2 separate regions of the Homo sapiens genome follow, and region 1 is linked to region 2. Evidence: chromatin contacts called from ENCODE Hi-C data. All regions are on one chromosome and are shown on one strand. The core of a region is the stretch at or near the end of the contact, and the rest is flanking DNA. Distances in the headings are between cores, read along the strand shown. Region 1 holds the start of HADH (hydroxyacyl-CoA dehydrogenase). Region 2 overlaps TET2-AS1 (TET2 antisense RNA 1).

Evidence for each region. A loop is a pair of places that touch in the nucleus more often than their neighbours do. Pooled maps may share reads with other maps.
Region 1: a loop to region 2 is called in a pooled map, with 2.7 times the contacts of the local background. The contact joins the promoter of HADH here to the enhancer-like site in region 2. A Hi-C loop is called at or near these places in 1 of 50 pooled maps.

What each region holds. Positions count from the first base shown.
Region 1 is chr4:107,988,201-107,991,394 of GRCh38, forward strand. It overlaps HADH (hydroxyacyl-CoA dehydrogenase), which reads left to right and starts at 1,689. Exons shown (of 8, transcript NM_005327.7): 1 at 1,689-1,864. The coding sequence starts at 1,733. RefSeq lists a silencer at 1,456-1,685.
Region 2 is chr4:105,304,164-105,307,176 of GRCh38, forward strand. All of the region lies in intron 2 of TET2-AS1 (TET2 antisense RNA 1), which reads right to left. Among named protein-coding and RNA genes, the nearest start is that of TET2-AS1, 47 kb to the right of the region's middle. RefSeq lists an enhancer at 2,255-2,534. Within about 2 kb of position 1,473, at least 2 of the 41 ENCODE cell types and tissues checked have a DNase peak (open chromatin) inside an H3K27ac peak, as active enhancers do.

The DNA of each region.
Region 1 (3,194 bases), core at 439-2,938, 2.7 Mb after region 2:
CCTCCTTTGTTCGGTGTACTCTTGTGGCAAAACTGCTGGCGAGTGTACTCTTTCCGCAGAAAGTAAAAATGGCCTTGCTAAAGAAATTAATTTTATGTTCAAGTGCTATTTCTTTACGGCACCAAGAAATAAGCATTTCTAGCAGTCCTTAACCGCCATAATGCCCTAAATTAGACCATGACCAATTGGACTCAAATACTTTGAACTATCTTTATTGCCTGAACTTTGAATTGTTTAATTTTGATCAGTTCAGTTTGTGGAGACTCCTGTTAAGGTGTGTACCTCAGTTTATTGCTATACTCCTTCTCGTGGCCATAATAGTCTCCCTGATGTGTTGTTGTCCCCTCGAGAGTCTTCAATGTCTCTATGCAGCCATCCTTTGTACACCAAATGGTGTTATTACAGTTAGAATAACAACATGAAGAAAGTATAATCACTCAACTAATTTGACATTGTGACTTCCATACTGAGACAAAACAAGGTTCTGGTCAATCTCGTAAAACTGAGAGGCTGACCCAAAGGAGGAAACTGTTATTAAATTAAATCTGGCCTAAAGTTGCCTCCCTACCTAGCAAAGCATAATCAAACCTAATATGTAAATAAACTGCAATGTAATTTGAGAGTACGTTCTTCTAACAAGTGGCCAAGTCTTGGCCAATCACCGCAGCGGAGCTTTTAGCCCATTACAGGCTGCAAAAAATATTGTCTATAAACGCGGCTTGCCCACTGTTAGGGGCTGGAGCTCTCTGAACCTTTACTGGCTCAGGATACTACATGATTCATGCTTTCTTTGCTCAGATAAACTCTGCTAAACTTGTTTGAAGTTTTTTTGTTAACAATATTTAAACATAAAGCAAATAAATTAATAAGAATCCTATATCACTAAGTTACAGTAATTAGAAAGTATTCACCTGAGTGAGAAGATTGGCCAAGCTGCTATCCAGTCTTCCATTATTTGACAAGACATTTCTTTCCTATGCTTTCTAATAGTATTCGTTATTCCAGAAAGGTTGCTCTATGACCTTAAACCGTCCACATGTTCACTGCACTGATAGACGTCCAACGTCAAGATGGGTAACTAAAGGTCAACTCTCTCTTTACCTTCCCTGAGCCTGATTTTTGCATTGTAACTCATGGTCACTAGACATTTGTTTTGGGTGTTCGCAGTCTACATTTATTTCCCTTTTAGGGGAAACAATCACTGTCCACGGGATTAAAATAATCCCGAGTTGATTATTTGGTGACATCAACCAACGGTGCACATTTTGGGTCCATTACCAACACAGCCAAGCAGCACATATTTCTTCAGAGCCTAGATATGCACATGTCATCAAAGGATAGCATTTTACAGAGTCAACACCACTCACTTCATAGAACAAGGGGCCAGTGGCTTTTCAGAAGAAGGGTCTGTTCTCGGCCCCACACCAGAACGCCAGCCGCCAGGTCCCGCTGCTCAGCAGGTCTCAAGCCCGCGCTCACTCGGGCTCCGGCTGCTGACAGCTGCGAGCCCGCGCGTGTATACCCGCTCAACGCTGGGACGTTACAGCCAGGGCCAATGGGCAGAGCGGGACTCGAGGCCCCGCCCCCGCCTTGTGGCGTCACGGGGACGCCGGGGGCGCGCGGGCTGCAGGGCCGCGTAGGTCCCCGCCCCCAGAGTCTGGCTTTCCGCGGCTGCCCGCCTCGCGCGTCTTCCCTGCCCGGGTCTCCTCGCTGTCGCCGCCGCTGCCACACCATGGCCTTCGTCACCAGGCAGTTCATGCGTTCCGTGTCCTCCTCGTCCACCGCCTCGGCCTCGGCCAAGAAGATAATCGTCAAGCACGTGACGGTCATCGGCGGCGGGCTGATGGGCGCCGGCATTGCCCAGGTGAGCGGCCCTCCCTGCAGCGTGCCCACGCGCTTGGCCGCCCACCCTGAGGTGGAAGCTCTGGCGCGACCGGCCGCGAGGGGCCTGCACCCGCCCGACACCAGGGAGTTTTCACCCCGCGCCTCCCGGGTGTAGTTGAAATATCTCGCGTCTGGGCCTGTGAGGGCCCAAGTCTCACTCCCCTCAAAATTCAGGGTTCTGGGCCGATCCTCAGCTTCCTCGTTTGGAAAATTCTGGCTGCCCCCAGGGCCCGCTGAAGGTTCCATGGAGAGTGGCGGTGAATGCATTTTGGAAGCGGGCCGTGCAAGAGAAGAAAGAATTGTATGTGCACAAGGTTCAGGCATAACGCGTTTGTTCCTGCTCGGCTCAAACGGGAGTTTGCTGCCAAAGACATGAACTGCGATCAGTTTTAATTCTATCAGTTATTTTTGATTTTTATTCTGTAATTGTGCAGTCTTTGTCAAAGTAGTTTTCTCTCCTAAACGGCCTCCCGGCTCTCCCCGGTCTTTCCTTCGCTTGCTAGGTTGTAAAGAATAGTAGTAGTCATGACTTTTGTAGCACTTTGTAAAGTCACCTAATGGAAGATTGCTGAGGTCCTGGTTTTGACCTTTGAAATAGTGCCGTCTGTGCAGAGTTCTGAGCTTGCGATTTTGGCGCTGCAGCGGAATAAGTCTCTCTCTTTTTTTTTTTTTTTTTTTTTTTGAGTCGGAGTCTCTTTGACCCAGGCTGGAGTGGAGTGCAATGGCGCGATCTCGGTTCACTGCAACCTCCGCCTCCCGGGTTCAAGCGATTCTCCTGCCTCAGCCTCCCGAGTAGCTGGGATTACAGGCGCCCCGCCCGGCTAATTTTATATTTTTAGTAGAGACAGGGTTTCACCTTGTGGGTCAGGCTGATCTCGAACTCCTGACCAAAGGTGATCCGCCCGCCTGGCCTCCCGAAGTGCTGGGATTACAGGCGTTAGCCACTGCACCCAGCCGGAACAAGTCTTTTATCCATTGTACATCTTCAGGGCTTTTCCATTGTTCTGCTGAGCTGTGGTTCAGGCTCAGTTGTGCGAGTGATTGATTACCTGGCTACTGTAATGCTTGTACTTTTTTTTTTTAAAAATTATTCCATTTCAGCTCACATTGGAGAACCATGGTTTTCGTATCCTAGCTGATTATATTCTTAGCATTTCAGTCCTTTGCAACTTGGTTTGTTGGGGAAGGCGGTTATAGTCATCTAATTTTTCTTGGGGACAGTACTACTGTGGCTACAGTCATGAGAGAGTTTACTTTTTCAATGTCTTGTTTCCAACCAAGTCCACGCTTTCATGCTTGCTTTTTAAAAA
Region 2 (3,013 bases), core at 223-2,722:
CATGATAAGAAATCAACTAAGGCAGTAATGGAGAAAAAGAGGAAGAAAAAGCTAGAATGTATACAGCAACCAAATAAAATAGCAAAAGTAAGTCCTCACCAATGAATAACTACATTAAGTGTAAATGGATTAAATTTTCCAATCAAAGGACATAGATTGGCAAAACTGATTAAGGAAAGCAGGATACAATTTTATGAGATTCATTTTAGAGCTAAGAATACACACAGATTGAGTGTGAAATAATGAGAAAAGGTAATCCATGCAAACAGCAACCAAAAGAGAGCAAGGATGACCATATTTATATTAGACAAAGTCAACTTTTTTCTGGTGTACATAGAACATTCTTCAGAATAGAAATGTTAAGCAACTGAAGCTTAACAAAAAAGTCTTAATAAATGTTAAACATTTATTAACAAAAAAGTCTTAACAAATGTTAAAAGGTTGATATCATACAAAGTATCCCTTACAATTATAATGGAATGAAACTAGAAATGAGTAGCAGAAGGAAAACTGGAAAATTCACACACATTGAAATTAAACAATATACTCAAACAGCCAATGGGTTAAAGAAGAAACTATAGAGAAACTGGAAAATATTTTGAGAGAAATGAAAACACAACCCCCCGACACTTATGGCATGTACAGAAATCAGACCCAAGAGAAAAATGTATAGCTGTAAATGCTTACATTAAAAAGAAGGATGTCAAATTAACAATGTACTTTACACTTTTAGGAACTAAAAAAAGAAAAAACTAAACCCACAGCCAGAAGAAGGAAGGAAAGATTACAACAAAGATACAATACAGGATACAAAAAAAAAAAAACAAAAAAATTAAACCAAAAGTAAGCTCTTAGAAAAGATCAACAAAATGTTTAGCTAGAATGACTAAGAAAAAAAGCTCAAGTAACTAAAATCAGAAATGAAAGAGGATATTACTACCAATTTTACAGAAATAGAAAACGATTACATCAGTGATTGTCAGAGTTAGAGGTGAGGAAACAAATAGGGCACAGAAGATTTTTAGGGCAGTGAAACTACTTGGTATGACACTGTAATGGTGGATACAGGTATATATTTGTTTAAATCCATAGAATGTACAAATCGAGCAAACCCATGTGTAAACTGTGGGCTCTGCATAATTATGTGTCAATGTAGGTTCAGCCAAGCAAAAGTGTCCTTTTCATGATAAAGATTCAAAATGATGCCCCTCAATGCTAACTCAATTAAGCATCTACAACAGGCCAGGCTTTGTGGTAGAACTACAAACAGCGTTGGAAATAACGGTAAGTTTCAGCCCCTACAGACTTCAAGTATAGCTGCAGGTTGAGAAAATCATATTCAATAAGTGCTCAGTTGCTTATGGTTTGCGATGGCAGTGATGGTCAGTCCAAGTATTTTCAGGTCAAGGCACACAACTTTCCAAAGATTATGCTTTCATCTGCCATACAGGCTGTGATATTACTCACATATTTGCAGCTTAGGAAGTTCCCAAGAGGGCTTGAAGCAAGAGGCTTGCTATGGATATTACTAATCACTAACATTTAAGAGTACTGTGGGCTAAATATTGATTTCAGCATTTTACATGTATTTATTCTTTTAATCCTTATAACCACAATTTAAGGGAAGTACAATTTTTATCTCCATTTCATGCTTGAGAAAACTGAGACACAGAATATCAATAATTTTCTTAAAACAGAGCTAATAAGTGGCTCCAGAGCCTGGTAGAAAGCAAGGCAGATATGAGGAGTTCTATTCTATCAGGGCAATAGGATGTTGGGCTGCCCAGTCAGAACAGTGAAAAGCCCAGTAGGCCAGCCTTTCCCCCAGCTGTCCAATTTTTTAATAGAGCTCCTGGTGGCAACATGTAGATTAGCCTTATTTAGACCTGTCAGCAAAGTCCTGGGGATCATGTCTGGGCCCCGTTAATAAATGGCTAAGATACACTGCCTACCATTTCTCTGTTCCACAGAAAGGGGTCTGGGTCAGTGAGAAAGAGAGTGGGAAGGAAAAGTCAAAAACATCCTCAGTTCCAATGACACAGCTTAGGATGGTGAGTATATGTCACATACACATTAAAACCCCCCTAATTAGGTTGTCCACTTCTGACTCGGAAAAGCCTCAGTGGAAAACATTATGCCATGATGCTACAATACCTGGGATTCTGCTCTGTTCAGCACTTCCAACCTTGAAGGACAAAAGCAAAACAGTGTGGGTGTAGGTGGGTGTGTGTCTGGCTGCAAGCACATGCCAGCCACTGCTGTCACACAGCCTTGCCTATGCCTTGGTATATTAAAGAGTGGTGAGTCACTCACACTTATGATAACCATTCATAACTAGAATTTTAGAAGAGGGGAAAACCCCAGGGCTGTACAGAATGACACGTGACACTCTCCAATGGAAGGACAGAAAGAGCAGAAGCCTCTTGCTAAATCTAACCATGAGCTCTTTCAGAGAAAAGAGGGCCGTTCAGCTTTTCTGCGTCACTATTAATGTGAGCCAGCTGGAAACAGAAAGAATGACTCAAGAGAGTACTACCTATCCTGGAAATGGGGTCAAAGCAGGTATGGTGGGGGAACTGGTTGTGGGCGAGACTGAAGGAGGAAGAAAGATGAGATGTGTGTTTCCTCAAAGTTGATGCTCCTCTCAGTTATTTACTCTTCTCAAGGGTGTCATCAGTATTCTCGGAAGGTCTCAAAAGTGGCAGGGTTCCACCTACCTCAGGTTTTTTTTGCATATTTAATCTTTTATATTTAATATTTAAAAACAATTTTTACATCTTTCACCGCAGGAATTTCCAGTTTGTAAATTGGAAAGCGCTGGAAAGCTGGACCCACTCAGTAACAAGACAACTCCAATCAAAGCAGGTGTTTGCAGGCATCAAGGTCAAGCTGGGCTGGGACAGCCAAGGGCAGCCCAGAGGTCCTTCTCATAGCACTACCTTCTCATAGTACTACCCTGTCTTGAGCAAAGACCCTTGTGGGACCATCAGCAGGATTTGGATGACTAACAGAG